Regions from separate parts of the Homo sapiens genome. Here region 2 is linked to region 1. Evidence: read pairs that join two places in POLR2A ChIA-PET (ENCODE). Cell type or tissue: Caco-2. All regions are shown on one strand. Links, peaks and the distances in the headings refer to the core of each region. The heading gives the core; the rest is flanking DNA. Region 1 has its middle 2.9 kb from the start of CCDC8. Region 2 overlaps HIF3A (hypoxia inducible factor 3 subunit alpha).

What was found. ChIA-PET counts read pairs that join two places held together with the same protein. Peaks named below come from ENCODE experiments on the same cell type or tissue, not always from the same donor. Only the 100,000 strongest peaks of a DNase experiment are listed, where the experiment ranks them.
Region 2: POLR2A ChIA-PET joins it to region 1 with 8 read pairs; 8 of 35 experiments call an interaction of 5 or more read pairs at or near these places.

Annotation. Positions count from the first base shown.
Region 1 is chr19:46,414,984-46,417,883 of GRCh38, reverse strand. No RefSeq gene overlaps it. Among named protein-coding and RNA genes, the nearest start is that of CCDC8, 2.9 kb to the right of the region's middle. RefSeq lists a silencer at 1,264-1,353 and enhancers at 1,780-2,612, 2,613-2,900. In Caco-2, for the core only: no CTCF peak of the experiment used is centred there; a DNase peak (open chromatin) is centred at 1,293; H3K4me3 peaks cover 1,043 bases.
Region 2 is chr19:46,302,953-46,305,852 of GRCh38, reverse strand. It overlaps HIF3A (hypoxia inducible factor 3 subunit alpha), which reads right to left. Exons shown (of 15, transcript NM_152795.4): 2 at 1,765-1,955; 3 at 463-608. Among named protein-coding and RNA genes, the nearest start is that of HIF3A, 7.4 kb to the right of the region's middle. RefSeq lists enhancers at 1,546-2,129, 2,130-2,713. In Caco-2, for the core only: no CTCF peak of the experiment used is centred there; DNase peaks (open chromatin) are centred at 1,622 and 2,362; H3K4me3 peaks cover 1,077 bases; H3K27me3 peaks cover 115 bases.

The sequences.
Region 1 (2,900 bases), core at 86-2,585:
GCCCAAGCTGGAGTACAGTGGCACCACCTCAGCTCACTGCAACCTGTGCCTCCCAGGTTCAAGCGATTCTCCTGCCTCAGCCTCCCTAGTAGCTGAGATTACGGGCGCCTGCCATCGTGCCCAGCTAATTTTTGTACTTTTAGTAGAGACGGTGGGGTTTCATCATATTGGCCAGGCTGGTCTCGAACTCCTGACTTCAGGCGATCGCCCGCGTAGGCCTCCCAAATTGCTTGGATTACAAGCTTGAGCCACTGCCCCTGGCCCGCGTGTCCCATTTTTTTTTTAAATGGCAACAAAATGTAGCTGGGTAGAGGGATTTCAGCCGTGTTTTGTTTCTCTTCCCCATTCTTTTCCAACTTTCCATTTATTTTAAACAAATGCAAAAGTGAGGCTACAGTTCTCGTTTTTATTATTTTATTCTGTGATGGCTGGAGAAGGGTCTCACCTGCCAGAGATCTGTGCAATTAAAAACACCCACAGCTGAACCGTTCAGGGGCTGGCAATTTTTTTTTTTTTTGAGATGGAGTCTCGCTCTGTTGCCCAGGCTGGCGTGCAGATGGGCGATCTCCGCTTCCTGCAGCCCTGACCTCCCGGGCTCAAGCGATAGGCCCACCTCAGTCTCCCGAGTAGCTCAGACCACAGGCGCACACCATAATATTCGGCTAATTTTTAAATTTTTTGTGGAGACCGGAGTCTCGCTATGTTGCCCAGGCTGGTCTCCAATTCCTGGGCTCAAGCGATCCTCCTGCCTTGGCTTCCCAAAGTGCTGGGATTACAGGCATGAGTCACCGCCCCCGGCCGGAGGTTGACGATTTTTGCAAAAATATGGAACATTTGGGATTTTCATTTCTTAGATTATCCTCCTTGCGCCGCTCCCTGCTCCCCCACCAAATAAAAAAAGAAAAACAAACAAAAAACAAAACAAACAAACAAAACGAAAGCCCTTTTATGACTACAAAACCCAAACGTCTCATCTGCGAGGTCACCACTTGGAAGGCACTGTCATGAGCCCTCAGACTTGCGATTCTTTAATCAGCATTCCTGAAACCTAGGTGTCCTTAGGATTTTTCATTTTTTGGTTTCTACAAACAGCTTTTCAGGGAAGCTGGCTTTGGGGATGAGGCCTAAGGGAGGCACCAGGGGCAGAAAAGAGGAGCTCCTGCCCTCGTCCTCCGTGGCGCCCCCACCCCCACCATCTCCCTGCAGCCTCGCCTCCGCCTCCGCCCCACCCGCTTAGTTTTGATCCGCGCGGAGGAGCGCGTCCCGTGGTTGCCATGGAGACCGCCGGACTGCGGAGGCCACAAACTGTGCGAAGGGGGAGGCGAGGGGCGGGGCCGCGGGAGGCCCGGGGGCTGAGCGCGGCGGCTGGGACTGAGCCAGGGAGAAAGAGGAGAAAAATCCAGCGAAGCCCAACGACCTGGCTCTGCAAGAGAAAAACAACCTGAATAAGCCGGTAATTGTGAACAGGCCGCTCGCTGAGACCTTAACGTCCCCTAAGCCCCCACATCTTTTCTTTCCCTCTGGCCCGTCTCTTTTTCCTCCGTTCCCTCTTTAAAAATTTGCCTGGTTCCTTTATGAGTTAAATAAGATCACATTTATTTATTTATTTGAGACGGAGTCTCGCTCTGTCGCCCAAGGTGGAGGGCAGTGGCGCGATCTTGGCTCACTGCAACCTCCGCCTCCCAGTTCAAGCGATTCTTCTGCCTCAGCCTCCCCAGTAGCTGGGATTACAGGCATGTGTCACCATGCCCGGCTAATTCTTATATTTTTGTTCGTTTCTTTTTTTTGTTTGTTTGTTTTTGAGACGGAGTTTCGCTCTTGTTGCCCAGGCTGGAGTGCAATGGCACGGTCTCAGCTCACTGCAACCTCTGAATCCCGGATTCAAACGATTCTCCTGCCTGAGCCTCCGGAGTAGCTGGGATTACAGGCATGCGCCACCAAGACAGGCTAGTTTTGTAGTTTTAGTAGAGGCGGGGTTTCACCATGTTGGCCAGGCTGGTCTCAAACTTCTGACCTCAGGTGATCCACCCGCTTCAGCCTCCCAAAATGCTGGGATTACAAGCGTGAGCCACCGCGCCCGGCAATTTTTGTATTTTTTAGTAGAGATGGGGTTTTGCCATGTTGACCAGGCTGGTCTCAAACTCCGGACCTCAGGTGATCCGCCCGCCTCAGCCTCCCAAAGTGCTGGATTAAAGGCGTGAGCCACGGCGCCCAGCCTGAGATGGAGAATTTTCAAAAGAGTAGAGACAGATCGGACCTAAGTTTTTAAAAGATGCCCCCAGCTTCTGGATGGGGCCTGGATTGCAAGCAGTGATGGGGAGGCGGGAAGCCCAGTGAGGGGGCTTTGTACACATCCAGGCAAGAGTGGCTGCAAGTATTGTGGCTGCTAAGTGGTTAAATGGTGCAACACATTTAGGAGAAGGGGATTAGCTGTGTCTTTAGCGTCAGCTAGTGTTTTAAATGCTAGTGCCCAAGATCTGGTTCTAATATTATATTAGATCCACCACTCAGAGCTGTGCAACTTCAGACCAGCCTCAGTTTCACCGTCTGTAAAAAGATGATTGATGGCACTGGCCTTACCATGTACCTCTGAGGGTTCCTAACAACGAGGCCTATTCAACATGTCTCTGGATGCCTGGTTCCAAAGATGTGGACCAATGCTAGTCGCATGTCCTGTAGCAGGAGGAGCCACGGACAAAACCCCTCAGACACTGGGTTAAGGAAGGATTTGGCTTTTTCGGCCGGGAGCTTCGGCAGACTCGCCTCTCAACTGGCGGGAGCTTCGGTAGACTCGCGTCTCAAGAACCGAGCTCCCGGCCGAATGCGACTAGCATTGGTTCACATCTTGATTCTTTTTTTTCTTTCTTTCTTTCTTTTTTTTTTTTTGAGACGGAGTCTTG
Region 2 (2,900 bases), core at 298-2,797, 110 kb after region 1:
CTCCCATCTTGGCCTCTCAAAGTGCTGGGATTACAGGTGTGAGCCACTGCACGTGGCCAACTTTATTTCCCCAAATTATTCTGTTTTTTTTTCCTCACCTCTTGGCCTTTGCCTCCTCTGTTCCCTCTACCATGTACATTCCTGATCTTCACTGATCCCATCCATTCTCCATACCCTTTGACCGGCTAAGTTCTTCAGATTTCAGCTCAGATATCTTCTCCTCCAGGAAGCCCTCCATTCCCACTCAGGCTGGGTCAGGTACACCCCACCCCTGTGCTCTCACAGCCCCCTAGACTGTCCCATCCCAGCCCTGACCATTCTGGGTCTTCCTGTCTAGTGACATACCTATATCCCCTTTGTATTGTGAGTCCCATAAAGGTAGGGCTATGGCTGTCCTGGTCACCACTGTATCCCCAGCATCACCAGTACAGGGCCAGGCACAGAGCAAGGAGCTCCTCTCACCTGACTGAGGCCCAGGTGTTTGCTGACATTCTCCGACAGGTAAGCCATGTCTCCCTCGGCGGTGAGCACCATGACGAAGCCCTCCAGGGCCTTCAGGTAGCAGGCATCCAGTGGTTCTCCCCCTGCTCCCACCTGGTTCCACTCCCCTGGTGCCCGGGGCAGGGGGATGGGGGCATCTCTAGTCAGTTATGGTCTGAATTATGGACTGACCCTGGGCTAGCCTCCCTCTGCCTTTCCTCATTCAGAGAAACTTACATGCACCCCCAAGGAAGTGGGGGTACATCCTAGTGGCCTGGATTCCCAAGGAAGAAAGCAGGACCAAGAAGCACTGGAATTAGAAGCAGGGCCTCCCAGGGTGGCAGAATTCTAAGGAAGTAGGAGTCTCCCAAGGGAACAGAATTCTAAGGATGTGGGTGGGCCTCCTAGGAGGACAGAATTCTAAGTGGATGGAACTCCCCAGGGTCAAAATATGAAGGGGCCAGGGCCTAAGGGGAATTGTAATATAGAGATGAGGGGGAAGCCTCGAAGGGGTTCAAACTCATGGAGGGCAGGACCTTCCAGAGGGACAGAACTCTAGAGAAGAAGGGACTCCCAGGGAACAGACTTCTAAGGGGGTAAAGCCTCCAAGAAAAGTAAAATTCTATGGGGCAGGGAAGTCAAATGGACAGAGCCTCCCAGAGAATAACGCTACTTCCCCCGCTTTCAGGGTCCTGGGATTCCACGGGGTTTATGTGTGAGTGTATGTGTGTGTGTGCACGCGCGCGTGCACGTGCGTGGCAAAGCCCGCTGCAGGATGCAATTCTAACTGGGTAGAAATTCAAGGAGATGCCTACTAAGAGAACAAGTGATGTAGAACTAGAGGGGTGGGGAAGGGACAAGGGACTCTCAGATACAGTAACGAAAAGTTGGGCGGCGCAGCCTCCCAGTGGATATATTATGAGAGACCAGGGCCTATCCATCTGGGAGAGTCTCCTAGAGGACCAAATCGTAAGAGTTGAAGGGTTAGCGGATTTTCTGAGTCCTAAGGAGGCGGGGCTTCCAAAGGGCGCGTTCCAGGGGCGGGGCCTCACAAGTGATAGACTTCGAGGGGGGCGGGACTCCCAGCAGGCCAGGAACTCAAAGGGGGCGGGGCCTCCCCGGGGAAGTCGATTCCAGGGGGGTGGGGCTCCGCCGAAAAAAACGACACCAGGGGGCGGGGCTTTGTCAGAATAAGGCTTCCCGGAGGAGGGGCCTCCCTGGGATGTAGTTTTTTTCCGTGGGCGGGGCCTGACCAAGACGGGAATTCCCGCGGGCGGGGCTCACCTGCGGCGCAGAGGCGGTGCATGCGCAGGTAGCTGATGGTGAGGCGCATGATAGAGGCCTTGTCCAGGTGGGCGCTGACGCCGCGGGCGAAGGGCAGCGTGTGAGCCAGCTGGTACAGCACCTCGGTCTCCTGGCTGCGCCGGCTGCGGGCCGCATCCCGGGACTTTTCCTTGCGCAGCTCCGTGGTCGACCTGAGGGCATGGGCAGCATTCACTGGTGGTGACTCGGGAAAGAGAAAAGGAGGACGGGACGAGCACGTGGGGAGCTGCCACGTGGGGCCGGGGCTCGTGGAGTGCTGGGCCGCGGCTGCGCAGGCCTCGATGTGTGGCCCTGTCGAGTTCGCGGCGCTCCCTGGGCCTGGAAGGGCTACACTGTGGAGCCCTTCCTAGCCCTGATTTTACCTGTGGTCTTGCCAGTCCATGGTGCCTCTGGCGCCTCGCTCCTCTCTGTGGCGCGCCTAGGGCCGCTCTGTCCCCTCCCTGACTTATCTGCAGTTTATTTCCCAGGCTAGGGACGCCTGGGGGACAGGGAGGGCCCCTGCTGGGAGGGGGCTGGCTGAGCTGGCCAGGGGCCAGAGGAGGGAGGGCCCACGAAGGAGAGGCCTACAGCCTCCCAGGCCCCCTGCCCTGCAGTTTCCCAGAATCACCTCCTCTGCCCTTTTCCCTCAACTGAGCCGTCCTGTGAATCTTGGAACATAGATCTCAAAGTCTAACGATGAACCACCAACAGGGGCCCTAAGAGGGGCAGGGACCCGCCAGGGTGACACAGCAAAGCAACCTGTTCTGTTTACCACTCACCCTGCCCTGTAATCCACTTCAGATACCTACATTTTGCATGTGGGGTTGGAAGAATAAGTGTCGTTTTATCAGAAATATCTGCCACTTATCCAGCTTTTACTATTTTGTCACTCCCAGTGCCAAGTGCGAAACTTATATTAACCCGCCTAATGCTCAGGCCACCCAGAAGGAAGTTGATAACGTCCCATTGAACAGATGAGGACACCGAGGCTCAGAGAGGTGCAGTGCCTGCCCACAAATAGGGAAGCCTGCCTTTAAACAATGGTCTACCTAAATTCTCAAATTTTCTCTATCTCTATGGGCCTGGATTTATGTCCAGAATTTTAGCTCTTCTCCCTG